Regions from separate parts of the Homo sapiens genome. Here region 1 is linked to region 2. A link is a loop called in an ENCODE intact Hi-C map of the cell type or tissue named here. Cell type or tissue: PC-9. All regions are shown on one strand. Links, peaks and the distances in the headings refer to the core of each region. The heading gives the core; the rest is flanking DNA.

Evidence for each region. A loop is a pair of places that touch in the nucleus more often than their neighbours do. Peaks named below come from ENCODE experiments on the same cell type or tissue, not always from the same donor. Only the 100,000 strongest peaks of a DNase experiment are listed, where the experiment ranks them.
Region 1: a loop joins it to region 2, with 7 times the contacts of the local background. A loop is called at or near these places in 3 of 110 quality-filtered maps.

Annotation. Positions count from the first base shown.
Region 1 is chr11:86,489,740-86,505,755 of GRCh38, reverse strand. It overlaps ME3 (malic enzyme 3), which reads left to right. Exons shown (of 15, transcript NM_001161586.3): 6 at 7,632-7,793. Among named protein-coding and RNA genes, the nearest start is that of CCDC81, 120 kb to the right of the region's middle. RefSeq lists silencers at 1,447-1,516, 1,653-1,853 and enhancers at 7,178-7,779, 7,780-8,381. In PC-9, for the core only: no CTCF peak of the experiment used is centred there; a DNase peak (open chromatin) is centred at 8,225; H3K27ac peaks cover 2,500 bases.
Region 2 is chr11:86,602,689-86,618,704 of GRCh38, reverse strand. The region is part of intron 2 of ME3 (malic enzyme 3); the gene reads left to right. Among named protein-coding and RNA genes, the nearest start is that of ME3, 62 kb to the left of the region's middle. In PC-9, for the core only: CTCF peaks have their summits at 10,052 and 10,253; a DNase peak (open chromatin) is centred at 10,144; H3K27ac peaks cover 374 bases.

The sequences.
Region 1 (16,016 bases), core at 7,147-9,646, 110 kb after region 2:
GAAGCTTCACTTACCTGCTGCGTGTGCAGATATCCTCTCTGAGCTTTGCTTTCCTATTGTGAGGATTAACTATGATAAAGTCTATACACATCGAAGGGCACTTGAATGGATACTGTCATCACTGGAGGTGGTGGAGGCAGCTGTAGCCCACACCGCAGTACAGTCAGGGCCTGAGGGGGCTCCCTTAACCTGGGAATCACAGGCCACAAATGAGCAGTCAAATGATTCGACCCCTAAACATATTTGATTTGGCTCTTAGTGGTTTTCCAACATTTTGAATTTGTAGGCAACATTTTTAAATCAGGAGATTTCATGAGAAATATATATCCAAGCACTTGGATTTCTGGCTTCTCTGGAAAAGCCAGGAGCTCTGAATATTGGGCCTGTAGTTTGGCATGTGAACAGGTCCACTAGAGCTGATTGGACTGCCTCTGGCTTACCCCAGACCCCTCCCTGCCCTACCCACTGGCCTTTTTCTGGAGGTTCCTCCCCCCCCACCCCTAGGTGCCCTTTTAAAGGTTTAGAATTTCCAAGCCACAGTCTTTCTTGTTTTCTGATGTGTATTTTTCAGTTACTTTAGAAAGTGGAGAGGAAGGTCTCCCTACCTAGGTAGGGAGTCTCTGCTCATCATTCTTTCATAGCACTTGGGAACTGATGCAGAACCTCTTCTTCACTACTTCATTCTGTTCCCACAGTCACTGGGAGAAGTTGGAGTAAGGACTTCTGAAACCCCCAGTGTGGGTCCTGAAGAATGTGTAGGAGTGAGACTGTGCATGGTGGCTCACGCCTGTAATCCCAGCACTTTGGGAGGCTGAGGCGGGCGGATCACTTGAGGTCAGGAGTTTGAGCACAGCCTGGCCAACATGGTGAAACCTCATCTCTACTAAAAATATAAAAATGAGCTTGGCGTGGTGGCAGGCGCCTGTAGTCCCAACTATTCAGGAGGCTGAGCCAGGAGAATAGCTTGAACCCGGGAGGCGGAGGTTGCAGTGAACCTTGTGCCACTGTACTCCAGCCTGGGCAACAGAGCAAGACTCTGTCTCAAAAACGAAAACAAAAAAGGGCTGGGCACAGTGGCTCAAGTCTGTAATCCCAGCATTTCGGGAGGCCGAGGTGGGCAGATCACCTGAGGTCAGGAGTTTGAGACCAGCCTGGCCAACATGGTAAAACCCCGTCTCTTCTAAAAATACAAATATTAGTTGGGTGTGGTGGCACACACCTGTAGTCCTCCCAGCTTCTCGGGAGGCTGAGGCAGGAGAATCACTTGAGCCTGGGAGGCAGAGGTTGCAGTGAGCCGAGATCAGGCCACTGCATTCCAGTCTGGGAGAGAGTAGTGAGACTCTGTCTCAAAAAAAAAAAAAAAAAAAAAAAAAAAGAATGTATAGGGTTGTGTCTCAGATGAGCAAACTGAGGTTAAGTGACTTGTCTGAGGTTACCCACAATTAAGTGTTGGTGCCCAGCCCAGAGCTGTGGTTCTAAGTCATTTCTCCAGCAACTGCTAAGTGGGGGAGACAGAGTTTTTCAAGGCACAGGTATCTTTAGGCCTGTTGCTAGCTGCTTGCCTAGAAAGAGGAGTGGTTCAGAGGAGCCTCTGAATCAACTCAGAAAGTAAAAAATGACTTTCTATGGTTTCCCAGCAAGAAAGCAGAGTTGAAAACTGCAATGTAAGAAAAGTAGGCTGCGATGGAAATGGAGCCAAAGCCCAGGGCTGGGGAGACCACGAAGTTTTGTGGGACTTGCTTTTCAGGAAGGAGGGGGCGGGCCAGGCCAGGCTGCCTTGAGCTGTCCAGCGTAAATCACAAAGAGGAGTGAGAACTGCTTTTCTGACTTTTTCCCACAGTGGCCATTGCCTGGAGCCTATAGGAAGGTCCAGCTGAGAATAGCCTCCTCCCTAACAGTTTTCCCAAGCTCCTAAATCTCTCCCTCACCCCAGTCCCAGGAGCTTCGCAGGAGGAGGTTCTGAGAGCCAAGGGACCCTCCTCTGCTACTGGGCACATCCTCTGTAAACAGCCACTTAGGTGTTTATACTTAGAGCGGATTGCTAGTGCCAAGTGCCTACCTATCATGCATTGGCCCAGTCTGTGTTAAACCCCACTCTGTGCTCATTGTCAGAGGTTAGATTTCCTGAAAAACAGTCTCAGAGACGTATTAGGGAGTGCTCTTTTGTCAGTCAACACTTGTGGCAAGGAAGGAAACAGGATAGAGCAGAAGGAGAGGTTGGGCTGCCGTAAGATCTCAAGCAAGGCTCGCTGAGCCCCTGAGGAGGCTCTGGACCTGGGATGGCCCTTCAAATGCATCCAGAAGTGAGGCAGAGGAGTGGGTCTCTAGATTCCTATATGGGGCTGCCCTTGGAAGGAGGTGTGGCTTTGGGCAAGGTGGCTCTTTTCAGTAGAGGAAATTCCCCTAAGTGGGCTGATATCTGAGGATACAGCTGGGAAAATAACTCTTTCATTCCTGCAGGAGGATCTGGGCAGCACATCATCGTATCCACCTCATGCGGTATGATGCCAAGTGCTCTACATAGATTAACTCATTGGATTTTCATGGCAACCCTGTAAGAGGTAGGGACTATTGTTATCCCCATTTTATAGACAAGGAAGCTGAGAGGTTAGGTTCTTTGCAAGGGAGAAGTGGAACCAAGATTTGAAACTAAGAAGTGTGCATTATTTTTGCGGTAGAAAGAGAGAGAGGGAGAAGCAGAAGAAGAGGAGGAGGAGGATAAAAGGAAAGATGAGAAGGAAGGATGAAACAAAAGAGGAAGAAGAGGGTTGTATAAACAGCACTGTGGGCAACCCTTGTAGCTATGACCATAGCTACAAGTCCAAGGAAGCTCCAGAGCAAGCAAGGACATTTGATCCTCAGGTCAGTATTGGGTCAGTCCCATTGGGTCCACCCAAACTAAAGGGTGTGGGCAATAATTCAGAAAAGGCCTTAGGTCTGAGGCAGGTGGGCAAAGGAAGAATATGGCACAGCCTCCCCCAAACCTCCCCTGAGCCATCAGAGAGACAGGGGAGTTATGAATTATAAAACTCTTCCAAACAAGGAAAATGTGATTCTGTTGTTGTAGAAAAGTTTGCTTGGCTTTAAAGTTCAAGGATGCTGCCCAGGTTTGCCCTCAGCCTTTTGACAATTTGCAGAACTAGTGGCTCCCAGCGTAAGGTCCATTGATGTCACGAAAAACAGGGTGCAGTGTCTTCTCTCTGAACTTGTTAATCCACAGCAGGTCTGAACTCTGTTCAGCGCAGAAGACACTTTGTTTTCTCTGTTGGATCTATCACATTGCCCACCATTTGTGAGTGTGTATCACATTACAGACACCAAGTTAAGTGCTGATGAATCAAAGATGACACAACCCATTACTGGCCTTAGAAGAGCTTCAAGCTACTGTGAAGCACAAGGAAATGTACATAACTATAATACAAGGAAGGGAGTGATAGGTTTAGTAGGTGAGGAAAATGCTATGGGAATTCAGAGAAGGAAGTGATAAAATTCAGAAGGGAAGCTTCCTGGAGGGAAATGCTTTTTGAACTGTTCCTTGAAACATGCAAGGGTGGTAAGATTTGTATCAAGGAGATAAAGAAATTGAGAAGTAAAATGGCATGTATTCAAGAAAGTACAAGCCTTATACAAAATTGGAAATATTTCAGTTTGGATGGAGCATGGAAAGAATAAAGGGGAAATTCAAAGGGCAGCTTGGGCCTAGCCCATGGAAGGCTTTAAGTGCCAGTCTAAGATGTTTGGGTTTTATTTTACAGACATCAGGGACCATTAGAGATTTGGGGGCAAGAAAGTGATATATCTGGGCATGCTTCAGAAAAAATGAAATGGAATGGGGAAAATCCAGTAGAGAGACCAGTTAGGAGAACAGTGCAGTGGCTCAAGTGAAGATGGATGATCTGATCCGAGGCAGTAGCAATAATATGAAGATAATGGAACAGATGTTTAAAATAGGAAGCAGGCACAATCAGCAGAACTTGGTGACCAATTGGCTGTGGTTGACTAACAGAGAAGAATCAAAGAAGACTGGACGTTTTTGAACTTGGAAGATACAGGGTAACAGAGAGCAGGAGGACAGCAGAGTAAAAAGGCTCAAAAGGAGTAAGAGGGAAAAGAGGATTCATTTGGTTAGGGACTTGTGGGAATTGGGAAGACTATTGGACATTTGAGTAGCAATGTCCAGCAGACAGTTATCTACAGGTGTCATCTACTTAGAGAGGACAGTAGGAGCCATAACAATGGATGAGGATGCCAAGGTTAAAGCCATTAAGCTTCACATGGCCAGACTTTACTAAATGTTGCATTTGCCAAGGTCTCCCCTTGGTTTCTTTTTCATTCATTCATTTAACAGATAATTATTGCATGGTCTTTCTGTGTTAATGATAAACTGGAGAGATCAGAAATAATTTCAAAGTCTGAGATATAATCTTTGCCCTAAATAATCATCATCATTACAGTCATAAGAGCAGCAACCATTTATTCATCATTCTTACTTTATACAAGGCACCAGGTTAAAATGAGACATATTTTATTTCATCATTACAACAACCTGAGGAGTTAAGTATTATTATTATTATTATTATATGCATTTTATGGAGAATTGAAGCTCAGAATAGTTATCTATTTGTCTAAAATTACACATGGCACATCATCAAGGATCCTATATTCAAAAACTGGTTATCAGACTCCAAAGCACCTGCCATTAACCACAAAGGCTGTTTTGTGAGATAAAATGTGCATTTTAAAACAAAGTTAAATAACAACCCAGCTGCTTTCACCATCAAAGGTTTAAATAACACCTTGTGCGGGTCTTGGCAGGCAGTGGGTCCTTAATACACGCTTGTGAAAGGCAGGCAAGCAGACAGGAAGGGTGTGTGGTAGATATGGCAATTCAGGGGAAGGAGAAATTTCAGTAGATTATAATGGGCAGGATTTATGCTGCTGACGAATGGGGAGAAGAACCCTCCAGGAAAAAGGAATAGAGAGGTTGAGATGGAGAGGTGGTAGGCAAATTCAGAGTGTGCCTGGGAAGAATGAGAAGGCCAGCACAGCCAGAGAAGGCAATTGTGTACAGATGTATAGCAGGAGATAAGTTTCAGAAGGTCTGTTGGATTCAGATAATTAAAGAGTTAAGTATTTTGGACTCTATTCTATGGACAGTTCAAAGTAACTAAAGGTCTTTGAGCCTGGGAATGGCATAATGAAAATGGGCTTTTGACACAATGAATCTGACATTGGTTGGCAGGAGAGAATGGAAGGAAGGAAGATGAGAGGCAAGGAGTCTGGTTGTGAAACTGTTGGAATAACTCAACTATAACCATGGTAGGATTGCGGGTGGACAGTAGATGGAGGTGAGACACTCATTCAGAGGAGCTGGGCATGCAGTAGAGTGCCCTGGGGCATGTCCAGGCTGGGAGAGTGCCACTACAGAGCCCTGTCACCATCCTAGGGTTGTGGGGATAACAGCCTGGAGTAGCAGATTTCCTCTGTTTAACTTCATGTCACTCACTGCCCCTTCAGCACAGAGAAGGATTCTGACAGAATGGGAACCATAATAAGGAAGCTCTAATTAGGAGAGATGATAGAGAAATGCCCAGAGTTTGGACACCCAGAGGCAGCATGAGGGCATAGTCTCTAACAGGGAGATCTACCAAGAGGAGGTCAGATGCAGGCTGCAGAGAGGGTGGCGCCAAAGCAGGGCAGGACTTTGCCAAGATCACAGGCACTTTACCCCAGCCAGTTGGGGTGGTAGAAGGAGCCCTGAACCAGGAACCCTGCCCTGTCACATTCACTAGAAAGATGACCTTGCAAAGTCATCTAATCTTTTAAGATAACTGATGTGGAAACATCCAGCCAGTGCCAGGCATGTGGCCGACACTTAACAAATATATGGAGAAAATAAAGGTCTTGAGCTTCTGTTTGCTCACCGGTGAAGCAGAGATAACAATCTCAGATCCGCCTACCTGCCCAGGCTATGGGGAAGGTCACATGAGATGCAGTCTTTGAGCACTCTCCACAGAGGCAGTAGACCAATCTAAGGGAGAATATCATGATTTTCATGGATCTCTTGCACTCTCCAGAGACCCTTTTCCAGAAGCAGAGGAATGTTTTTAAGAATCTCTACACTTATTTCCACTAAAAGAGAAAGAATGGAAGTGAGAAGATCCCGTAGCCCTTTGGGTACCAGATCATAAACTCTTCCAGGGAAAGAATGGGTCTTCATCTCTTTACCCCCATTGCCCAGCAATGTACCTTCATGGATTTAACCAAACCCTATGGTGTTCATAGCCCATCAGGACATTTGTAGCCTAGAATGGATCCAAAGCCAGGTTCCAATGAAGGGATGAGGGACCTATAAACTTAACTCTTTTAGAGATAGAGATAGCTAGTGCTGGTGAGCAGGTGAGAGTGGCCTACAAACAACTTCACCGTTACCCTGAGGGGCTCTCCTTGGCTAGACATTCAAGGTCTTTCACAGTCTGACTCCTGCCTGACTTCCCATTTTTTCCCTTCCTGCAACCTACATCTCCTCGCTCCCCAAACACATCCTACATTGTCCCCACCCCCAGCACCTCTACCCTGGATTTTAACTTTCTTTTGTATCAAATGCCCTTCTCCCCACCCATACCCCACAATCTCCACCTGTCCAAGGTAGGGCATGTGTGTCCGTTCACCCATGAAGGGTTATCCTCCCATCTTCTAATCTCTGCCACCCTTTATGCTATTCTGCTGCAGTCCAGCTTCCCTCCCAGAATCATGATTATTAATATATACATTCCATCTCTCCTTTAGCCCATTAATCCTTTAAGGGCTGTGTCCATGCATATTTGCTTTTGTAGATGTGCAAACTGAAGCTCCCACAGAATTTGTCACAGTGTCTTATGCAAAGTAGGTGCTTCATAAATATGTATTAAATGAATGAATAAAAGAATATCCATTATAATAATACAATTATTCCTATCATCATCATCAGCTTCATTCATATCTATTAATTCACAGTAGGTAAGCCTTGAAGTAGCACTACATCTAGCACATAGTAGGCCCTCAGCAATTCTTTGCCAAATGCAAAAGGTAAATCCCAGTGTAGCTTGAAACTCTTCCTGATTTCATATGCAATAGTGATCCTAGAAGATGTCACAAGGAGCCCTGTTCTTTGCAGATCGGATTTTTCATAATCCAGGAGTAGGTCGGAGAGCACTTGGATTAGCCTCTAAACCCTGGAGCTGTAGCAGCAGCACGAACACGTATTTTTTATTTTCTCCTTTAATTATGCCCTTCCCTACCCACCACCCCGAGTCTCAGGCTGAGAGTGTCTATTTAGTTTCCTTGAGGGAGAGTGAAGTGACTTAATGTGGTTTCCCTCCAGCTGTTTCTGCAGCCCCCACCTGAAGCTCAGAATGCAAGGCAGGCATCTTTCTGCCATCTCTTCTCAGTAGGGTTTGTCACCAGCCTGCCAGGAAGGACTGGTCACCTGCAGGTGAATAAATGCTCCGGCCTTATCCCAGACAAGCTCTTTCACACCGGCAAAGTCAGTGGGCATCCAGTCGCCAAGCCTGATGGGCTGGGGCTGCTAAAATGAGCACCCTGTCACAGGAAGTGCTGTCCCTGATTGATGGTGCCCTGCTGTTTTTCAGGCCGTGGTGGTGACTGATGGGGAGCGCATCCTGGGCCTGGGAGACCTGGGCTGCTACGGCATGGGCATCCCTGTGGGCAAGCTGGCCCTGTACACGGCATGCGGAGGGGTGAACCCGCAGCAGTGCCTCCCTGTGCTGCTGGACGTCGGCACCAACAATGAGGTAACCCACTGCCCAGGGCAGGAGCTCTGGGGCCAAAAGGTGGCAACTGGGACAGGGTGAGGAGCATGTTTGTGGGTGGTTATATCTACACAGCAATGGGCCATTTCTTTCTTGGCATCCTCCCGACCAGGGCATTCCCCCTACACAGTTGTGGAGTAGAGGACCTTCTTCCCTGGTTGCCCACCCCTAGCTCCATCCTGTTCCCTCTCCCACTCCTGGGCCCCCTTGCTCCTCTACCTCCATGAGGCCCTCTGTACCCACAATGACCCCTGCTTGGGCTTCCTTCCTCTCTGACCCCCATTACCCCAGGCAGTTTCTATTTCCCTTGAGGTGGGTGTGACCACTGGGCTGTGTTTTTTAGCATTCTCAAGGCAGGCTGCCCCAGTGGAATGACTGGAATTCAAAGCACCAGGGGCCAAAATGTCTGAATCAGACAGATTAGTGTCCTGCAAACCCAGTGAGAGAAACTGAGCCAAGCGTAGGTGAGATCCAGCTGCAGGAGTCCTGGCAGTTTGTGGTTTAAGGAGCTCAGGCCCCAGCCAAGGGTTTCTCTGCTCTGGGAACCACCATGGGCATGTCTGTGACTCGCAGCTCTGTCTCTGTGTCAGAAAACATGAAAAAATATCCAAGGATTCCCTCTTAATTACATTTATCTTTGAGATCAGTGCATATTATTGAGGCCGGGCACAGTCACTCACGCCTGTGTTCCCAGCACTTTGGGAGGCTGATCGGGGCGGGATCACCTGAGGCCAGGAGTTTGAGACCAGCCTGACCAACATGGTGAAATCCCATCTGTACTAAAAATACAAAAATGAGCTAGGTGTGGTAGCACACACCTGTAATCCCAGCTACTGGGGAGGCTGAGACAGGAGAATCCCAGGAGAACCTGGGAGGCAGAGGTTGCAGTGAGCCGAGATCACACCACTGCACTCCAGCCTGGGTGACACAGCAAGACTCTGTCTCAAATAAATAAATAAATAGAGAAAATTCAGAGAAATGTTAAAAATAAGATATCAGCCACATAACAAGCACTAATCATTGTTTACATATTGGTATATTTCCCCAGCCTTTTTTTTTTCCACGCACTTATAAAATAAAAGTGGTGTTCTTATTATATATACAGTATTTTATATTTCTTTTTCAAATTTAATTATCTGTCATGAGTTTTCTTTCAGGCTATTAACCATTATTCCATAGTGTCGGTTTAATAGCTACCTGATGTATCATAATTTACATAAGAAAACCCCCACAGTTGGGCACTTAGGTTGTTTCTAGTCTTTTAAAATATAAATTGTGCTCTGGTACCCATTTTTGCAGATGAGTCTTTGTCCCTATCTCTGAGTATTTCCTTAGGATAAATTTCTAGAAGTAAGTATTGAAGCAAAAGGAATGGTCATTTTGTAAATTCTTGATTCACGGTGTCAAGAAGTTATTCTTATTTGCATTCTGCAGTGATTTCTCTTAAGAAAATTTGCCAAGACTCTTTACATGGCCTTCCTCTTCCCTAAACACAATGCATCCCCATTTCTTTTCTTTTCTTTTCTTTTCTTTTCTTTTGAGACAGACTCTCCCTCTGTTGCCCAGGCTGGAGTGCAGTGGCGTGATCTCGGCTCGCTGCAACCTCTGCTTCCCTGGTTCAAGCAATTCTCCTATCTCAGCCTCCTGAGTAGCTGGGATTACAGGCATGTGCTACCACGCTCAGCTAATTTTTGTATTTTTAGTCGAGATGGGGTTTCACCATGTTGGTCAGGCTGGTCTCAAACTCCTGACCTCAAGTGATCTGCCCGCCTCAGCCTCCCAAAGTGCTGAGATTGCAGACTTGAGCCACTGCACCCAGCCCAGGCATCCCCATTTCAAATAAAAGCAAGCACTTTAGATCCTAGTAAGGAATGATGCTTATTCAGGCTTCATCTGCAGATATGATCAAATGATGGAACGGTGGGCAGACCTTGCTTAACAGCTGGGAAATCCTGGGGGTGGGAATGAGATGAGGGAGAGCAAGAAAGTGGGAAAACTATTGGATTGGGACCTTGGTTCCCAGTACCATGACAAGCCAGGGACCTTGGTTCCAGTACCATGATGAGCCAGGTAAGTCATTGCACCTCCTTAGACTTAATTGCCTTTCAGTATATTGAGAGACTAGACCAGAAAGTTACTAAGCATCCTTCAACCTCTAAAACCACCTGGTCTCCATGTGTCTCCTCACCAGCTCAGGAGACAGGAGGTTAGATATGGATACATGCTTTACAGCTGCTCATCAAAACCAGTCTTCAAGTTTTGCTCTGCACAGCAATGCCCTTCCCCCAGCCAGATATCTGAGTTTTGCTGAAATTGTCTTTTGGCCTCAAAGAATGCTTCTTTGCAGGCGTGGATGAGCGCAGCAAACTTTGTTTTATTCTTCCTTTCCAACACCTCCTGCTGTGTTCCAGCTGGATTTAATTGAGACCTTCATTCCTTCTAAAAGCTGGCCTTAGGCAAGAATTGGAACAGATTGAGTTTGATTCTGAGGCCACTGCATCCACTGGAAGGGTGCTGTCTGCCCTGGTGCATTGGGATCCTTTGTCATTGAAGGTCCAGCACTCAGCAATGATATGCTGAAGTTTAGAGCTGGCTCTAACTTGTAACAAATCCACCAGAAAAAATGACTGGAAAGTAGCAGTAATTGTGGATCAGGCCCTTTTTATGGACCACTCAGTTTAAGCCTTGCAATAACCCTGTGAGTGGAGCATCTATCATTACCCTCTTTTTTACAGCATAGGAAACTGAGGCCCAGAGAGTTTTATTTGCCCAAGAAGATCTGCTAGAAGCGGCAGGGCTAGGAGCCGAATCCAAGTTTGTGCTCCTCTCCCCACATTACACCTGTGCCTAATTTCTGTTGCTTTATAAGTAAAGATTATTTCTTGATTTTTAGAATTTTTATTGCTAAAATGAATTTAGAACATTATTCAAAATTTTAAAGAAAAAGGAAATGGTATTTCTCCCACAATGTTGCATTTGTGTTTCTTTCCAAAATTTTTCTATGCCTATACATAAAGATAGTTATTACCTAGGTGTAATCATAATGTAATTTTGTTCTAATTTTTTCAATTAAGATTATTTTGTGAACACTTTGCCTTATTTAATAAAAGTTTATTGAGTGTTTAGTGGGTATCAGGCACCCTGCTGAGCCTGAGGGAGACAAATGAGGGTCAGCCTGAATAGAATGTTCTAGTTGTCAGTGTTTCAACACTGTCACCTAATTGGTCACTTTAATGAGTCGCGTGTCACATCTACTCAAAGCGTCTGCTTCTCCTTCTGGTGCTTTAGGCCTCTAGAATCACCTCTCCCTCCTGGATGTGGAGGGGAGAGAACCTTCCCTGGGTCTGATCCTTATGTCAGGGAGGGACCAGAGTACCCCTGTCTAGGAGGAGGGAACATGCCCTGATCTGCCCTCCTATGTGCCCCGGGGGTGAGAGGAAGCAGTTCCTCCCCAGTATATTATTCTCCCAATTTTCAGATAAGGAAACTGAGACTGAAACATGTCAACTACTTACCTCAGGTCCCACAGCTCTAAGTATCAGAGCTGGGATTGGAACCCAGCTGTCTGGCTCCACAGCTGCCTTGCCCACTGTGGTGCACTGCTCCAAGGGGTCAGGTGTTTGCATTATAGACTGGGAAATGGGGGCCGAGAATGAGTGTTTCACACAGGCAGGATCCCATGGACACTCAGGATCAAGTCAGAGGATAGCAATGCTGTTTACACCATCCTCCCCTCCAGGGAATGGTGGGCCCCCTCCAGACCCACTTGAAGAAACTCAGGACACAAAATTTTCAAAGTTATAAAGTGACCAACATTAGGAAGATGGTGATTTTTCTCTTTTCAAATGGATTCACTATGTGATCTCCCAACTACAGTTCCTTTTTTTTTTTTCAATGAAACCGTTTGCAAGATATTCCCCCCAGAAGTCCCAGGGCACACCTTTTGCTCAGAGCAAGCCTGAGATGTAACAGAGGGAAGCTTGGCCTTCTACACTTTTATCTCACATGTCCGTGCAGGGAGGATGCTGTCATGAGGGTTTTTAATGTCAGAATAACTTGACCATCTGTGTGTATGTATGTCTCTATAAAAACTCCTGAGGCAACAGGAGCTTTAATCACAGTCAAAGACAACACCCCTCCAGGTTTCCTGTTGAAGGAAAACATCTGCTGTCCACAGCCCTGAAACTCTGCATCACTTTTACCTGCCAATACCAAGGAGATTTGGAAAAATAAATATGTGGCGCCATGATCCCATGAAGAAGGGACATCCCATGATTAAGTTCCAAGTGGGTAGGGGAAGGGAGCGCCTGCTCAGCCTTCCATCATGGCTACGTGTGGATTGGATTTATTTTGTTTCATCCACATGCAGCCAGTCACAGACTATTCAGGTTAGAAGGGGCCTGAGTACCATCTCGTTCAACCCCCTTGTTTTACATGGGAAACGAGGCTCAGAGCAGAAAGCGCTTCCCCAAGGTTTGACTCGAAACCCAGTGGTTATCCCACCCTGTGCTAAGGCAGGGTGGGGGAATCCCGGGGGATGGAGCTTGGCTTTAAAATGACCCTGCTGAGCCTTGGAGATCTTCTCTTGGCAGAAGTCTTGAGCCTCTATGAATTCAACTCAGAAGGAGATGCTGTGTGCTCTTCTGGAACTGAAGAATGGGTGGAGGGAGGGGAGTCATGTTTGGTTAGGGAAACAAACATGGGAGCAGATCATTAGCAGAGCCTGGTAAATAGTGCTTTGGATGTTATTGGATCGCCAAGGAAGCATGGAGTTGACAACCAAGCTGGGTATTGCAGGGTTTCTTCTACCTTGCAAGATTATCATTATTCAGCATTCACCATGTGGTGCCATCATAGAGCTCACTCTCTACACACGTGTAACCCATGAGGATGCCCTTGCTAGGATCTTTGTATCTTACCCCAGGCTTAGCTGAGTTTCCCAAGGAATGAGTGGTAGGTGGGACTGCCACTGTGAGGAGAAAGCGTGCTGTGCCCACAGCGTGAACCCAATCCCGTGACCTCCCAGACCCCCAGGTTCCCTAAGTAACATCACAGAATGCCTGTTGCTATGCAAGATAAATATTTTTTCAACCAGGAGGTTTATCTGTCTTCCAGCTGAAATCCAGTGCTCACTGATATGGGCAGTGAAGAGGAGGAAACCATTTCTTTTTCCATGACATTTTGTCTCCAAGAAAAACCTTACGGGAGGCAGAGCTGGGCAAACAGCCATAGAGAGCACATTCAACCCTCTAACTCCCACAGCAGAGGAGAAAGTTCTGCTTCACCCACTTTGAATAAAGGCCTTCACCTAAAATTATAATCATTGACTTACTTGGTTCCAAAGGGGACTTAGTAACTATCTAACAGAGGGGAAAGATTTAGTCACTCAATATTTAGGTGCCAGGCACCCACTGAACACTAAAGTATGGAAGTGAATAAGCCTGGTCCCCACCCTGGGAAGAGTCCTGGTCTAGAAACCATGATTTCTGCCTTGTTGTTTCCACAAATGTGTTTTGTGACTTTGGGCAGCTCATTTATTCTTTCCAACCTTCAAAAACTCATTTGGAGGAAGCAGAACCAAGTGATTTCTAAGACCTTCTTAATTTTTAATTCAGCATCTCCTTAGCCCAGTCCCAGGACTCTGCAATCATATCACTAAATGCTTCTCAAGGGCTTATGTGTGCCATCACTGTACAATTAGCTGGGGAGATGCGGATGAATGAGGAGCTCAAAGAGCTTGCATTGTGTGATAGAAATCATTATTCCCTATTTAACAGAGAGCAGAAAAAAGTTAAATACCTTCCCCAAAGCCACAGAGCTAGTCAAGTGACAAAGCCTCAATTCAAACCCAGGTCTATCTGATTTGAAAGCCTAGAGCCCCTTTGGGCCCTACTGAGGATGCTCAGAGGGGAGCATCCTGACCACAGCCACCAGGACCAGCAGTGTCCTTTCCCCTGCGGCACGTTGCCTCCAAACTTGAAGATTCCTCTGCCTCTGTAGATAGGGTTACCAGATTTAGCAAATAAAAATACAGGACACCAGTGACATTTAAATTTCAGAGAAGCAATTCAACATTTTTTAGCATAAGTGTGTTCCATGTAATACATGGGTCACACTTAATTCTAAACATTTCTTTTTAATTATTGCCTATCTGAAATTCAAATTTAACTGGGCATCCTGTATTTTATCTGGCAATACTGTCTGCTGAAATCTTCTCCTCTAAACACCTATGAAGAAGTCCAGACAGAGGAGGACTGCAAGGAGGGGGTCCAGGCAGGTTACTACTCCTACCCCTTGCTGTCAGGCATTCTTATATCTGAATCAGTTGGCGGATACAGGGCAGAATGTGGGCTTCTTGTTCCATGTTGTGCCAAGTCAGCCATAGGAGCTCTGCCCACTACTGTTTTAGAGAAGCCATTTCCACTCCTGCTAAAGGAGAACCAGTTGACTAGAGATGTATACACAGCCTTTCCTCTGAACTCATTCCAGCTCTCCCCGTTCCCCAGCCCGGTCTGCAAGTCAAGAGTCTGGACCTTCCCAGCCACAATTGACCTCCTCCAGGAGGACCCGGCAGAGGGTGAGGAGCTGCCCCTTGGCTCCCTGGTTCCCTGGCCCCCACAATATCAAGTGATGGGACGAAGAGGATGCTTCGTCATGAGACCCAGTCAAAGCTCAATCTCAGGGTAGCTACTTTCTGGCTCTGTGAGCTTGGGCAGTTTATTTAAACCCTTGAACTCCAACTTCCTCTAAAATGGGATGAGAAGAGGTCAGACTATTAGAAGGAACAAATGAGTGAATTACTTGAAAGCTCTATACAAACATAAGAATCTATTTTTTAACGTCATATCCATATGGGAACTTTTTTTCATTTTTTGTGGTTAAAGTATCTGAGACATAGAACATTTTATTAGGAAAGCAAAATATAAGGACTTTTTAAAAGCTTTTTATAGTCACCCTTGTATCTCAGCAGTATCTCATTATGGTTGACCTTTGATCTTTACTGCAGTATACTGAGAAATTTTTTGAAAATCTAAAAATCCCTTAGTGCCACTGGGGAACTTAACTTACCCCAGAAACTGCATATGCAGGATTGAGAAATTCACTCTATGCTGCTTGATGCACTAAGATTCAAATCTGTGACTTGGCAACATTCCAAATTATAACTCACCATGGACCCTTTTAATCTTTGTAAGAACTGCCAAAGTGAATGTTTTCTGCCAATGCCAAGAGTAACACTATTTTCAGTCATTTTTATGTATGTCCTTCCAAGCTCTGTATGTATGTGCTTCAGAGAGTTATAATTATGATATCTGTGTAATTTTGTATCCTGTTTTCTCCACTTTAAATAGTCTCTTACAAATTTGTCCAGGTGACTGCAAAGTCTTAAAACCACCAATTTTAATTACTGCCTAGCTATTCATCATGTTACTCTACTATCATTTATCATTTCTTCTTTCTGGCTGTTTGATGCTTCTAAGTGACCTTTGATGGTCACTTTGAAGGTAGCATGTGGAAGGGTAGGCACCATGTATGCACCACTTTCACCCTTTAGGTCCCCCCTACTGACACACACACGCACACACCCCTATCAGTGAAGAATCCTAAACAGTTTCAAGGGTGTCCAATCCAGGGGATTAGGAGAGTGAGAGAGGAGGCCAGGACCCACCATCTTTCTAAATGTAAACCTGTGGTATCTTTGACAAAGTGCTAAACCCAGCTCAGATCTTACGTGTACCCAGGCCTTGGGGTGAAGGGTTAACAGATAATTCCTGTTCTTTTCTGTCCCTTAAACTACACCCTCCCCCACACCTAATACAGTGATATGAAAGCAGTATGGACCCAGAACAGTGTCCTTAAAAAGAAAAATTGATTCTTGTTGGTATGCAGAAGAGCCACCCATGCAGCATGACTGAGTGCTTAAGACCACAGACTCTGGACCCAACAGCCCAGCTTTGAATCCTGACTCCTGCACTTACGAGTCCAAGGTCTTAAGCAGGCTGCTTCACCTCTCTGTGTCTTGTTGCCTCATTTAAAAAATGGGGGAAACGATGAGACCTACCTCTCGGGTCCTTTGAGAAATAGATGAGTGAGAAAGGTACTGGGGAGACACCTGTGAAGAATAAAGGGGGAGGGAGTGGGAGGAGTTGGGGGTGAGTGGGGCCTTCAAACTCTAGTACAGGTCAGACACCTGTGAAGGGAGAGCAG
Region 2 (16,016 bases), core at 8,999-11,498:
GAACTCATTTACTATCATGAGGACAGCACCAAACCATGAGGGATCTGCCCCCATAAGCTAAACACCTGGCACCAGGCCCCACCTCCAACATTGAGGATTGCAGTTCAACATGAGATTTGGGCAGGGACAAATATCCAAATTATATCAGAAACAATTGTGACCAGCTTCAAGGCTGTGTATGTTTAGATTTAGACTTAGCTAATATTTCTTCATTGCTTCCTAAATGTGACCTCTGTGGAAGGCGTTTTTCACAGACATTATCTCATTTAATCCTTGTATTAGCTCTATAAGAATTTTTGATGTGAATATTACCACAATTTTTGGAGTAAGAAAACTGAAGCTAGGTGATTTATGTTAGGTAGTTTATGATCCTACTTTTTTTTTTTTTTTTTTTTTTTTTTTTTTGAGACAGAGCCTTGCTCTGTCGCCCAGGCAGGGGTGCAGTGGCGCAATCTCAGCTCACTGCAGCCTCCACCTCCCAGGCTCAGGTTATTCTCTCACCTCAGCCTCCCAAGTAGCTGGGGTTATAGGTGCGTGCCACCATGCCCAGCAAATTTTTTGTATTTTTAGTACAGATGGGGTTTTGCTATGTTGCCCAGGCTGGTCTGGAACTCCTGGACTCAGGCAATCTGCCCAACTTGGCCTCCCAGAGCGATGGCATGAGCCACTGTGCCCAGCCATGATCCTACATCTTGTGAATTTGAACTCAGGTCCTAGACTCCAGGTCCGATATTGAATAATGGTTTCTGGCCATGCTCATTTATAGTCTTTGACTGCAGTTTAATGTCATCTCAGAATATTTTTTAGATTTTTGGATTATTTATTTTTCCTTTGTCATTTAGACCCTAACTTGTAGATCAGGTTTCACATCTGTGCTGCAGTTTAGCACCCAAAAAAGAAATTTTATATATGAAAGAGCCAAAGTATATTTTTCTTTATCCTTTGGTTATTTTTCCTTTCCTCTTCACATAGCTTGTGGTTAAATTATTTTCCTTAGACTTTCATACTAAAATAATTTGCCTTTGGGTAGAGGCCAAGCACAGACCATTTTCAATTCTCTACAAGATTGTTTTTCTAAGCAGCTCAAATGAAAAAATTCCCATGTCTTACAATGGGCATTTGTAAGTTGGTTATTTTGGGCAATCAGTGCTAAAATGTAGAGTCTCTTCAAAATCTTGAATCTTCTCAGTACACCTACCTTTAGGAAATGACCTAAAATAACTACATAGAAAACAATAGCAATGACCCCAAAGCCCACATCAGTTATCATTTCCAGATTCATGCAACAGTTTGTCTTCTTTATATTGAGTTTAACTTTTAAACGAGACTTAGTTACCTTAGAGGAAACTAAGAATTGGAAAGAAGAACCTTCAAACTAAACAAAATAAACATATGGCTTACATTTGTTGAGTGCTTACCTTGTGCCAGGAATAATGCTCAGTGCTTTAACTGCATTATTATTTTCAAAACCTACAATCCCCTGTAGTAGGTAATTTTTTATGTATATACTAGATGAACTAAAGCTCAAGGAAATAATTTGTCCAAGGCCACTCAGCAGTAATAAATGCCAGACCCAGAACTGAAAACCAAATCATACTGGCTCCAGATCGCTTGTTCTTCATCTTTAAAAAAAAAAAAAAAAAAAAAAAAAAAAAAAAACTACTATCTTGGAGTATTTTAGATGTACAGAAAAGTTGCAAAGGTAGTACAAGAGTTCATGTATACCCCTTACCCAGTTTTCCCACATTGTTAACATTTCCATGGTTTTATCATTTAACATTTATCAAAACTAAGAAATTAATATTGGTACATGACTATGAACTAAACTCCAGACTTTCTTTGGATTTCACCAGTTTTTCTATTGGTGCCTCTTTTCTGTTCTAGGATCCAATCCAAGGTACCACATTACATTTGGCTGCCATGTCTCCTCATCCCCTCTGGGTTATGACAGTGTCTCAATCTTTCCTTATTTTTCATGACCTTGACAGTCCTAAAGGGCACTGGCTAGGTATCTTGTAGAATGTCCCCCAACTAGGTTTATATGATGTTTTCCTCATTATTAGACTGAAGTTATGAGTTTTTCAAAGGACTATCACAGAGGTAGAATTCTTATTCTTAACCACTTTCTGATGCTGTGTGACTTTCAGATGTGCTTGTACTGTTAGTGGGCAGGGTAATTCTATTTGTCATTCTACCAAAGAATGAACTATAGTATTGATATGATTTGGAAAAAAAATAGTTCATTTAAGAAGAATTTAAAATCCCACAATGACTTGCTTATTTCCATATAGACAGTTAACAGTTTAAGAATTAACATCAGCACTGAGAATTTCCTAATAAAGTGATGTTTCAGGTGAAGAGAAATTCCAGTATTTTCATGTTGAAAATATGTCCAAGAGAAGTAAACCTAAATATCATAAAAGTTTTATTCATAAAATCTCTTTACAATTATTTATGATAATGAAACATTTAGAAAATAGCACAAATGCCTAACAAAGGAATAGTTAAGTAAATTATGGCATATCCCTTATCACGGTGTATTACACAAACTTTTAAAAAGATATTTACCAAAATGGGTCATAATGCAGACAATATTTACTGGAAAAGCAGGATATAACATTGCTTTTTGTTTATAGTCACAACTAACAATATATGTACTGTCTTAAAGTGACAAGAACATATACCAAAATGTCAATAGTGGTTGTGCTTTGGTGGTGAGACTATAAGTTTTACTTCCTTCTGCTTATCCATGCATTCTATGCAATTAGGATGTTTATGAGTTTTTTTAATTGTTATTGGTGGTTTTTAATCTTTTCAAAGAAGTATGCTCTGAAATCACTACAAGAATATTTTGTGACTTTAAGAAGTTGTTATGCAAGAAAATCCTTGAGAGCAAGAGCCATGACTTAGGTTTCACTCTGTCCCCCAGCCCCAACCCCTAAGCCATAGCACCCTCAAGGTCAGAGTGCTGAGATTCTGAGTATGGGAAGTTGAGAAGAGGAAGGAGGTGCTTCACTGCTACTTACCTCACACCACCACCAACACCCCCATGTGTATGGGGTAAATAGTAATGAAGTACTTCCTCAATAGCTTTCTGAAAGCAAGGTGCAGACTCAGACAGAGGTGAACTCTTATTAGCTCTGTGATCTTGATAAGTCATCCCACCTTGAGGCCTGTATTTCTACCTTGATCAAGATGCAGTATAAAGATGTGGTTAAGTGGAGTGTTACTACCTGATGTTGAGTCTTGGACAGGTAACTTAATTCTCTGTTTCTCCATTTCTTCATCCATAAAATGGGAATAATACTAGAATGTACTTTATGAGAATTGGGGGAGGACAAAATAAGTTAATGTATGTAAAGTGCCATTCATGATTGAATAGTTAATCCTTACTTACCAGAAGTTTCAGAATCCTGTACTAGATGATTTCTTGGGTAACCTCCAACTCAAAAATTCCATAATTCCAATTATCCAGAGGCTACAGCTTCTCAAATTGTGGCCTTGAAAAAATATGTGTAGGGTCCGGATGTGGCTAGAAGCTCACTAAGATTTGTACCGATGGAAGAATAGTTCATAAATTCCTGTTTTGATTTCTGAAAGTAAAAAAAAATGTCCAAAAGGACCTCAAGCCAAAGGCTATAGCTCTTGGTTTTTCATACTCCGTGATATTTTTTAAAAAAACGATTTGGTTCCGCCAGAATGTGTGTATTCTTATGGCCAAAAACCCTAAAAGTCGTCTCATGGCCACATCTGACATGGTTTAGTATTTAGTACATTTTATCAAAAAGCTCATTAATGTATTGGAAGTGGTAAGTGGTATGGAGCTGGGAGTACCAAGCTCTTAATATGCAATACAATGTGAAAAATAATACCAGTATCAGAGAAGTGGCTGGACCTCTTTATAGGCTAGAGAGATATAGAGAAGATATTGAAAAGCTTAATTTCCACAACACTTAACTCAGGGAAGTGTTTGGCAAATCAAGTGAATATTTGAGGTTTGAGGACTTAGCTTTGAGAGACTATGAAAAAAAATCCATAGGCACCTGGTTGGTGCCTGTTGCTAAAAAGCTGAGAAGACAAGGAATTGAGGTCGAAGATAAGGCACCACCCTGGGAATTTGGAGACCTGGGTCCCTCAGAGAAGGTTATGCCTGCTTTGAGAAGGGGTTGGTGTCTGTTTGATCCATTGAGAGCCCAGACAGAAAGGAAAACAGGTCCTCAGTCTGCTCAGATGGAGCAAAGAGGGGTTCTGGACTCACAGCAAAGGCAAAATCCATCCTGTGTATTTTGGGTTTAAGTTAACTCCAAATCAGATCAATTCAAGAGTGGACGTTTTAACTGGCTGAAATGAGTTTATAATTTCTACATAAGTGGTGAAAATACAATCTTAAAGTGCTTTGCAGTCTCCAGTGTTGTAATAGTCTTTGGAATCAGCCAGACATGAGTTTGAATGCCAGCTCCACAGTCTGTTAGCTGAGGCAATAAGTGACTGGGGCAAATCATTTAAGCTCTGTCTTCTCCAGTTCTTTCTTAGAGGTCCTGGGAAGATGATGTGAGATTCTGATTCAAAGTGCTGAGCAAATGTCTGTTTTGGTACCAGTACCATGCTGTTTTGGTTGCTGTAGCCTTGTAGTATAGTTTAAAGTCAGGTAGGGTGATGTCACCAGCTTTGTTCTTTTTGCTTAGGATTGTCTTGACTATACAGGCTCTCTGTTGGTTCCATATGAAATTTAAAGTAGATTTTTTTCTAATTCTAGGAAGAATATCAATGGTAGTTTGATGGGTATAGCATTGAATCCATGAATTACTTTAGGCAGTATGACCATTTTCACGATATTGATTCTTCCTACCCATGAGGATGGAACGTTTGTCCATTTGTTTGTATCCTCTCTTATTTCCTTGAGCAGTGGTTTGTAGTTCTCCTTGAAAAGGTCCTTCACATCCCTTGTTAGCTGTATTCCTAGGTATTTTATTCTCTTTGTAGCAATGGTGACTGGGAGTTCATTCATGATTTGGCTCTCTGCTGTCTATTGTTGGTGTAAAGAAATGGTTGTGATTTTTGCACATTGATTTTGTATCCTGAGACTTTGCTGAAGTTGCTTATAAGTTTAAGGAGTTTTGGGGCGGAGATGATGGGGTTTTCTAAATATAAAATCATGTCATCTGCAGATAGAGACAATTTGACTTCCTCTCTTCTTATTTGAATATGCTTTATTTCTTTCTCTTGCCTGATGCCCTGGTCGGAACTTCCAATACTATGTTGAAAAGTAGTGGTGAGAGAGGGCATCCTTGTCTTGTACCAGTTTTCAAAGGGAATGCTTCCAACTTTTGCCCATTCAGTATGATATTGGCTGTGGGTTTGTCATAAATAGCTCTTATTATTTTGAGATATGTTCCATCAATACCTAGTTTATTGAGAGTTTTTAACATAAAGGGACACATAGATCAATGGAACAGAACAGAGACTTCAGAAATAACACCACACATCTACAACCATCTGATCTTCGACAAACCTGAAAAAATAAGCAATGGGGAAAGGGTCTCCTATTTAGTAAACGGTGCTGGGAAAACTGGCTAGCCATATGCAGAAAACTGAAACTGGACCCCTTCCTTTCACCTTACAAAAATTAACTCAAGATGGAGTAAAGACTTAAATGTAAAACCCAAAACCATAAAAACCCTAGAAGAAAATCTAGACAATACCATTCAGGACATAAGCATGGGCAAAGACTTCATGACTAAAACACCAAAAGCAATTGCAACATAAGCTAAAATTGACAAATGGGATCTAATTAAACTAAAGAGCTTCTGCACAGCAAAAGAAACTAGCATCAGAGTGAACAGGCAATCTACAGAATGGGAGAAGATTTTTGCAATCTATCCATCTGACAAAGGTCTAATATCCAGAATTTACAAGGAATTTAAACAAATTTACAAGAAAAAAACAACCACATCAAAAAGTGGGCAAAGGATATGAACAGACACTTCTCAAAAGAAGACATTTACATGGCCAACAATCATATGAAAAAAAGCTAAACATCACTGATCATCAGAGAAATGTAAATCAAAACCACAATGAGATACCATCTCGCACCAGTCAGAATGGCAATTATTAAAAAGTCTGGAAACAATAGATGGTTGTGAGGCTGTGGAGAAATAGGAAGACTTTTACACTGTTGGTGGGGATGTAAATTAGTTCAACCATTGTGGAAGACAGTATGGCGGTTCCTCAAGGATCTAGAACCAGAAATACCATTTGACCCAGCAATCCCATTACTGGATATATACCCAAAGGAATATAAATCATTCTCCTATAAAGACACATGCACACATATGTTTATTACAGCACTATTTACAATAGCAAAGACATAGAACCAACCCAAATGGTCATCAATGATAGACTGGATAAAGAAAATGTGGTACATACACACTATGGAATACTATGTGGCTATAAAAAGGAATGAGATCATGTCCTTTGCAGGGACGTGGATGAAGCTGGAAGCTATCATCCTCAGCAAACTAACACAGGAACAGAAAACCAAACACCACATGTTCTCACTCATAAGTGGGAGTTGAAAAATTAGAACACATGGATACAGAGAGGAAAAACACACACCAGGTCCTGTTGGGGGTTGGGGGGCAAGGGAAGGTAACTTAGAGGATGGGTCAATAGGTGCAGCAAACCACCATGGCACATGTCTACCTATGTAACAAACCTGCATGTTCTGCACATGTATCTCATTCTTTTTAGAAGAAATAAAAATTAAAAATAAAAAAAGAGTAAACCAAAGTGCTGAGCATAGAACTAGGCACATAATGCATATCCAATAAATGGTTGATATTGGTGTATTGTCTTTGTTCCTCTCAGCAACTTTTTCAGATGGTAGCTATTAATACCCCCATTTTACAGATGAGAAAACTGAGGTTTAGAGTGGCTGAGTAGATTGCCTAAGATCAAACATCTAGACCCATAGTAAGAGCCAACAATCAAGGCCCTGTTTTCAGACTTAACTTCTAGAGTCTTCCCATTGCATGATAAGGAAAAGCCCTCCTTTGAATACAGCACTAATCAGATATTCATTTTTCTTCCCCCCCCCCCCACTTTATTGAGTTATATTTGACAAATAGAAATTGTATATATTTAAGATGTACAATGTGATGATTTGATATATATAATATATATACATACATTGTGAGATGATGACCACAATCACGCGAATTAACATATCTATCACCTCACATAGTTACCCACCTTTTTTTGTGTTGAGAACACTTAAGATCTACTCTCTTAGAAAATTTCAAGTATACAATTCTTATTAACTATAGTCACCATACTGTACATTAGATCTTCAGAACTTACTCACCTTTTTTTCTCTTTTTGTTTACAAGTGTCTGCTGTAAGGAGAGGCTTTATTCATAATTAAAAATTTATACCCTTTGACCAACATCTCCCCATTTCCCCACACCCCGGGCCCTGGCAACCACAATTCTATTTTCTGTTATGAGTTCAACTTGTTTATATTCCTCAAGTAACTGAGATCATGCAGCATTTGTCTTTCTATGTCTGGTTTATTTCACTTAACTTAATGTCCTCCAGGTTCATCCATGTTTTGGCAAATGGCAAGATTTCTCTCACTCTTTAGGGCTAAATAATATTCACATATATATGAGGTTGAGACCCAAATTCAGAACGCTGTCTAGGAAGTCAGGTTGGCTTGAAGTGATATCTGGAGTTTGAGACTGTCCAGACCCCAGTGCTACAGCTGCCTGACAACTGGATTGTCTGCCATCGTCCACTGTGCCTGGCTTTTCTGGCCAACAGTTGGTGCTGTTTTGTTCAGCAAAACACTTATCACCTATTTGTTGTCAGCCAGTCACTGACTGGGTCTTGAGTTGCAACAAGTCCTCATTGTTTCTCCCAAAGCTCAAAAGCAAATACTCTGTCAGTTATTGTTCATGCTTGTGAGCACAGACCCTGCCCCCCCGCCACCCCCTATTGCAGCAATCTGCCTTTGAGTAGAAGACAAGAGCCACCCCCCAACCCCACAGCCCAAAAGAGAACTACAGGGTGCCAATAGATTCATGCATGCACAGCCACCCTGAGCAGCAAGGGATGTGAGTCGCTCAGGCTGGGCTTCCCAGGGGCCTTGGAATGGAAAGTGGAATCTCCTGCTGCTGCACCTTCTACCTTTGTGCACGGCATCACTCCCATGGCATATGCACTGATTTCCACATTTGCTAAATTTTTAGCACTATCCTCCCCATAATATCTAGGCTCAACTTAAATGCCCCTTTCTCCATGAAATATCAGGAGTAATGGTTCTTTCCTTTGAGGTCTCAAGGTATTTAGTTTCTGCTTGCAGATCACTTTATTATAAAGTATTTCAGACACAGGAAAAAATATAACGATAATATGAAAAATATCCATATACCAATCATCTAGTTTTTTAAATGAAACATTATAAATACATCTGCTGCCCCCTCTATTCATCTCTCTGGTCATGTTCCTTTCATCACCCCTAATGTAATCACTGTCATAAATTTGGTGTTTAATGATTCCCTTGCATGTTTTTACACTTCTACTACACATGGAGGCATTCTTAAAGTATAGCCTTTTGGCATATGTTTAAACATGTTAGACATTATATGAAATGTATGTAGCCTTCCTCAACTTCCTGACTTCTAGGATGGGTCTGATGATAGTTTATACCCTTGAAGGGTTGTGAGGACTAAATGGGTTAACAAATGCAGAGCGCATAAAGAAATGCCTGGTGCATAATGTGTTGAGTAAGTGTTAGCTATTATTATCATTATATTTATATATAATTTTGCTTACTGTGTTTCTAGAGTTATCCATTTTATACATTTGGTTTTAGACCATTTATTTAGCATTCCATCACATCAGTAAACTGAAACTTACTTCTCCATGCCTATGTCGAAGAACATTTAAGTTGTTCCCAATTTTTTGCTATTACAATTTTGTAATCAATATTCTTGTACATGTCTTTGTAAACATGGGCAAGTTTTCTGGCTTAAGAGTGCAGCATTGCTGATATATATTCTTCAGTATGTTTTAACTCACTTCTGACTAGTATACTAGGGTTTGGTTAGGGGTGTGTGTGTGTGCATGCATACATATATGCACACTTATGATTCATAGCAGATTGTAAGCTCCTTGAAGACAGGCCTAATTCAATCATTCACTGATTCATTTAGCAAATATTCATTTGGCACCCAGTATAGGCAGTGTACAGGTCTAGGTGACAGGATGCAAAGATTAAATGGCACAGGCTATCTCCCAGAGCTTTTTCTGCTCTGGAAGACATACTCAGGACACATGTAGTCAGAATCATGGTCATTTCAGAGGGTAAGGGACTTGGTTTTCACTGAATATTCATGATGGACCAGGCACTGTATATACACTGTCAATCAACCACACATTAATGGCACCACTTACTACTTGGGTACCTGGGACTACTCATTAATCTTGCTGAGTCCTGCACCTCTGATGAGAAAGCACTATTTTATTGTGTTTAAGAGAATAAACCTGAGTTCAAATCCAGGCATCACTACATGTCAGCTGCATGACCTTGTATGAAGGATTTAACTTCTCTAAGTTCTTGCTTCCTGGTCTGTAAAATGGTGCTAACTATAGAATCTATCTAAAAGGGATTTATGAAGATTACATGAGAAAAATGCCAGTAAAGTGTTTACACAGTGCCTGACACATAAGAGCTCAATCATTGGTGGCTATAATCACGATCATGTCAATTGTTATCCATTATCCAAAAAAATACGTGCCTTTTTAGAAGTAAGTATATCTGGGAAGTCATTATGGAATTTTTACTTTCTTCATTGCACCAAGACTTACCAGTGAATTATCTTATATACCAGTTAATTATCTGATATACCAGTTACTACCTCTTCTATATGAATGCATATTCACAATGTATTTCATCTCAGCCTTACTGTATTTAGAGAATAGTAAAGTTTTACTTTATTTTTAATTTTTTCAACCAACAGATTTTGCTCTAATTAACAGAAAGAACCGATAACTCCTTGTATTCATCTTGACTGCCCTCTGGACATGGGCAGGTTTCCAAGCCCACAAGTTCTGCCAGCAGCTGCACACTTTAACCTCTAGAGGGAGCTGAGAGGGAATTTGAGTCCATTGCTCTGACTGAGCAAAACGGCATTTAAATTACACCTGAAAACATCACTATCCACTATTGAGAGTGCATCCTCAGAGAAAAATCCTGGGATCATTTCCCCGAATCGATTCAACATTGCCCAGATTGCTTCCATCTCATGCATACTTTGTTTTAGTAGAAATGGGCTTCATTACAGAGTGGTCTCCAGCTCCCCATAGTGGCCCCTCCTAGTAATTTTTTCTAAATTAAGCAAGCGTGCGTGGACTCAAGAGGTACACGGCAGTATTTCTTGGCTGCTTCTTTCTCCCTCTGCAAGAAACAGGAATAACATTTCATAAATAATGAGCTGCAGCTGAACTTTAATCTGCTAGATCCATTTAAAAATGTTTGGAACCTTCCCTGTCTCTCTAAGAATTACCTTCTGGATTTTTCTGGCTTTGTTTTTTGGTTTCTTTTGCATTGTAACCTTATATTAAGGAGTATGCTGCTTATGTTTAAATTAATCAATTCTGAAATAAAATGTATTTACTTTCTCCCCAAACAGTAGCCTGGTGCCAAGCATGTGGGAAATACCTCATAGGTACTTCTGGCACCCAGGGGAGACATGGCATGATCTGTGTCCCAACATGCCAGAAAGAATGATTCCAGGGCCCCATTCTGTTTCTGAAGGTCAAAAGGCAGATAAGTGCCCCCCCAATATCTGAAGGTCTATCATGTCGAACGGGGAGTAGGCGTATTCTGCATGGCTCCAGAGTCCGACCAAGGACGTATAAGAGAGTTCACTGCGAGATCAACTTTTGCTCAATGTAAAATATGTGTATATAATATATATATATATATATTTCTTTTAAAAAAAACACCGACTTCCCTATCTCTAGATGTGATCTATTGGAAGCTGAAAAAAAACAACAAAAACCATCTATCAAAGAGATTGCAGAAGGGAGTGGGAAGTACCTTCCCTCTTAAGTCCCCTCCCACTCTAAGATTCTGCAAGACTTTACAGGAAGGACTTACTCTCCTAGTTTGCCTTTTTTCTGATGATATTCACCAGGCTCTATTTGGATATTTTCCCCTGAAGTTTAAAAAAAAAAAAAAAAAAAAACTATGCCTCTCAACTCATTGTATGTATATGGGGCTATGAATCAGAGAGGAAGAAATGACCACCAATGAGTATGGTGGGAAAAGGGAGGGAGAAAGGGGTTAGGGAAAATTTTGCATGCCTGAGAACATTGAAGGATGAGAGGAGTTAAAGTTCAGCCCCGCCAGTATGTCTGAAATATCCCAGTTACAGCCAGGATATCCCAAATAAGAAGTAGCACCATCACATTTGCAAGTTAGAAAGATCACTCAGAGGAGAGAACAGATTGGTAGATTTCTTCATGGCTGTGAATGTGTTAAGTTGATGGAATTGTTTCAGGAAGCAGTGCTGCACTTAGTCATAAACTCAGCTATGAAAATAAGCCTGTACCTCTATCCAGATCAACAACAGTGACAACAACAACAATAACAAAACCCACAATGTGTCAATGAAAATCAGGCTGTTGGTTTACAAGAAATGTAACTCTATCTCCTCCTGTTGGTGCTTGTTGTTGGTTTTCAGGAAAAGCCTAGTTTGGCATTGAATCCTGAATGAATTTGCTGAAAACAGCAACCTCACATATTTACATTTGTTTCTCCTGGTGACACATGGATTAGAAAAAGAAGTAGGAATGATTAAAACAGGAAGGGTAAGCATTAGTTAACCCACAGCCAGATTTTCAAGACAAATAACATCTAAATCAATACCAATCAACCAACCAAAGACACCACATCCCTCCACTGAAATTCCTCCACTTTTCTGTACTGGGAGAGTTATAAGCACCATGGACTATTGGTCACTTCCCAGTATGCAATGAAGGATTTTCCCATTATGCCCATGTAAGAACATGAGTCCTGATCAGCATCTGGTGAACATCACTCACTGGGGTTGTCAGAAATATTTTGGAAGACTGTCAAGCTCATGGGGCCAAGGGGGATACCTGGTGGAATGTGAGAGCACTAAAAGGGCCCTGAAAACAGCTTCGCTGCAGGCAGACCACTAATTGATTCTTTAGGGTCAGGGCCAGTGTTCTGAGTGGCACTTGTGTGTGTGGCTCTAAGTGGCCAGAGACGCACCCATCTCTCTGCTGTCCACAACAGACTACCCTGATGAGGCACGTCCCTGAGATATTTCCCCAACTGCAGCTCAGCACAGTATGGCAAAGGCCCAGGAGGGAAATAGTGTACATGGAGCCAGGTATGTGACCATCACAGGTGACCTCTCCGAGCCTCAGTATTCTCATTTATAAAATTAATCCTCATCCAACTTACAAAATTGCTGTCACAATCCCATTATATAGTAGAGATCAATGGATAAATTGACCATTGCTATGTAAGGGTCACATGATATTGTTGTTATTCTCAAGTAAGCTGTGGTAGCTTTGGGGAGGGAGGAGGGGTGGAGTCTTCTCTCTGCAACACAGGGTGAACTCCCAGATACTTCACTAGAAGGGATGCACACAGCCTCCAGAAGCTTTTAGAAAATGGCTGTAGTGGAGAAATAGTCAGATTTTTCTGGGCACTTGTGGGAGGCCCATGGGACTTGGGGTGAGGTTGGGGGTAGGCAAACTTAGAGAACAGAAAATAATTGAAAGAGTGTCCTGGAGGCAGGGGTTTAAAGTGGAAAAAAAACTGGTGTTTGGAATGAGGCTGTCTGGGTTTGAGCTCTAACCCTCCCCCTCTGACTGTATGACTCAGGGAAGTTAGTTGTCCATTCCATCTGTAAAATGGGTGTGATTTTTAAAAAATCTATTTTAAAGGGTTGTTACAAAGATTTTAAATAACGTTAAACAGAGCCTAAAATAAAAAACTTCAATGATTAATGACTATTTTAAGGATCATTGACTTCGATGTAATTCAACAAAAAATACTTGTTCATACAGAAAATGCCAGGTCATAGATTGTCATGGCTAGAAGGCACTCTGAATACATGAGATAGCTAATGTCCAAACAGACTGGCCTTATGCTAAATTAAGCAGTTTTTGGTGGCAAAGCTGAGCCCCCAGCAAAAGTCTTCTAAAACCAGAATAATTTTTTCAATATGACACCTCTAAAATGCTTTTCAGGACCAATACCTGGTCACAGGTTCTTAAGTCAAAGTCCCCATGACTCAGAAGCACATCCAGCCTTCTAATTGTGAACAGCATGTGCAGATGCCCTGAGGAGGAACCGGTGGCATAGGTTGGAAATCATATTGGCACAGTAGGCCTGGGGTCTTGACTATCAGCAAATGAATGGATAAATAATTTGCAGTATGTATATACAATAGAATATTAATCAGGCATAAAAAGCAATGAAGTACTGATACATGATACAACATGGATGAACCTCAAAAACATTGTGTTAAGTGAAAGAAGCTGTACATAAAAATTCACATACGTTATGATTCCGTTTGTATGAAATATCCAGAATAGTGAAATCTATAGAGACAGAAAGACTGGTGATTGCTCAGAGCTTAGGGAATAGGAGAAATGGGGAGCAACTGCTTAATGAGTGGTGCATTTCTTTTTAGGGTAATAAAAATATTTTGGAACTAGATAGAGGTGGTGATTGAAACCATTGTGAATGCACTAAATGTTATTAAATCATTCACTTTAAAATGGTTAATTTTAAATTAAAACATATAAGATACAATGGATTAATTCAACTTAACTTACTGTAACTAATAATTTTCTTAACTGTCTATTAAGACGTAATTTCTAACCTAGAAGTTTGTCTACTCAAACTACTGTGTCAGCTGCCTCCCAAATTACTCACACTTTCTATACCTCAGTTCCCTGATCTATAAAATGAAAATAATAATATCTGCCTCATTAATTTGTTGAGAAGACTAAATTGAGTTATAGATATAAACCTATGTAAAGCTATTTACATTTATATCATTTTATATGCTTATTTATGTTTACTGTATTTCATTTATAAATTCTCTACCTTTATCCAGTTTTCAGTTGTTTCTCAACAGAACAAGCAGTTATAACATGTAGGGAGCAATGGTTATATGGATGGAGGGAATCTTTTTGTTCTTTTTTTTCTTGTAAGAGACAACCCTATGTAGTGTAAACCAAAAATAAAATTTGAAGCCCTCCACCTCACCCCACAACCATCTGAATGGACTCCCTCCTTAACCAGGGCATTCTAAAATTTAACCTGAAAGACTGGTTCATGACCCGACAGGAAATGGGGGCTGGACATGCCCCATTTTGCCCCTCCAGCTTTAACACCAACACAGACCTTAAACCTAATAAGAAACATTTACAGCCTGTTCTCTCTGAAGTCTGGAGGCTTCATCTGCATGATGAAACTTTGGTCTCTACAACTTCTTATCACAACCCAGACACTCCTATCTATTGACAACTTTTTTTTTTTAACTTTTTTTTTTATTATTATACTTTAAGTTTTAGGGTACATGTGCACAATGTGCCAGTTACTTACATATGTATACATGTGCCACGTTGGTGTGCTGCACCCATTAACTCATCATTTAGCATTAGGCATATCTCCTAATGCTATCCCTCCCCCCTCCCCCCACCCCACAACAGTCCCCAGAGTGTGATTTTCCCCTTCCTGTGTCCATGTGTTCTCATTGTTCAATTCCCATCTATGAGTGAGAACATGCGGTGCTTGGTTTTTTGTCCTTGTGATAGTTTACTGAGAATGATGATTTCCAGTTTCATCCATGCCCCTACAAAGGACATGAACACATCATTTTTTATGGCTGCATAGTATTCCATGGTGTATATGTGCCACATTTTCTTAATCTAGTCTATCATTGTTGGACATTTGGGTTGGTTCCAAGTCTTTGCTATTGTGAATAGTGCCGCAATAAACATATGTATGCATGTGTCTTTATAGCAGCATGATTTATAGTCCTTTGGGTATATACCCAGTAATGGGATGGCTGGGTCAAATGGTATTTCTAGTTCTAGATCCCTGAGGAATCGCCACACTGTCTTCCACAGGGGTTGAACTAGTTTACAGTCCCACCGTGTAAAAGTGTTCCTATTTCTCCACATCCTCTCCAGCACTTGTTGTTTCCTGACTTTTTAATGATTGCCATTCTAACTGGTGTGAGATGGTATCTCATTGTGGTTTTGATTTGCATTTCTCTGATGGCTAGTGATGATGAGCATTTTTTCATGTGTCTTTTGGCTGCATAAATGTCTTCTTTTGAGAAGTGTCTGTTCATATCCTTTGCCCACTTTTTGATGGGGTTGTTTGTTTTTTTCTTGTAAATTTGTTTGAGTTCATTGTAGATTCTGGATATTAGCCCTTTGTCAGATGAGTAGGTTGCGAAAATTTTCTCCCATTTTGTAGGCTGCCTGTTCACTCTGATGGTAGTTTCTTTTGCTGTGCTGAAGCTCTTTAGTTTAATTAGATACCACTTGTCAATTTTAGCTTTTGTTGCCATTGCTTTTGGTGTTTTAGACATGAAGTCCTTGCCCATGCCTATGTCCTGAAGTAATGCCTAGGTTTTCTTCTAGGGTTTTTATGGTTTTAGGTCTAACGTTTAAGTCTTTAATCCACCTTGAATTAATTTTTGTATAAGGTGTAAGGAAAGGATCCAGTTTCAGCTTTCTACATATGGCTAGCCAGTTTTCCCAGCACCATTTATTAAATAGGGAATCCTTTCCCCATTGCTTGTTTTTCTCAGGTTTGTCAAAGATCAGATAGTTGTAGATATGTGGCGTTATTTCTGAGTGCTCTGTTCTGTTCCATTGGTCTATATCTCTGTTTTGGTTCCCATGCTGTTTTGGTTACTGTAGCCTTGCAGTATAGTTTGAAGTCAGGT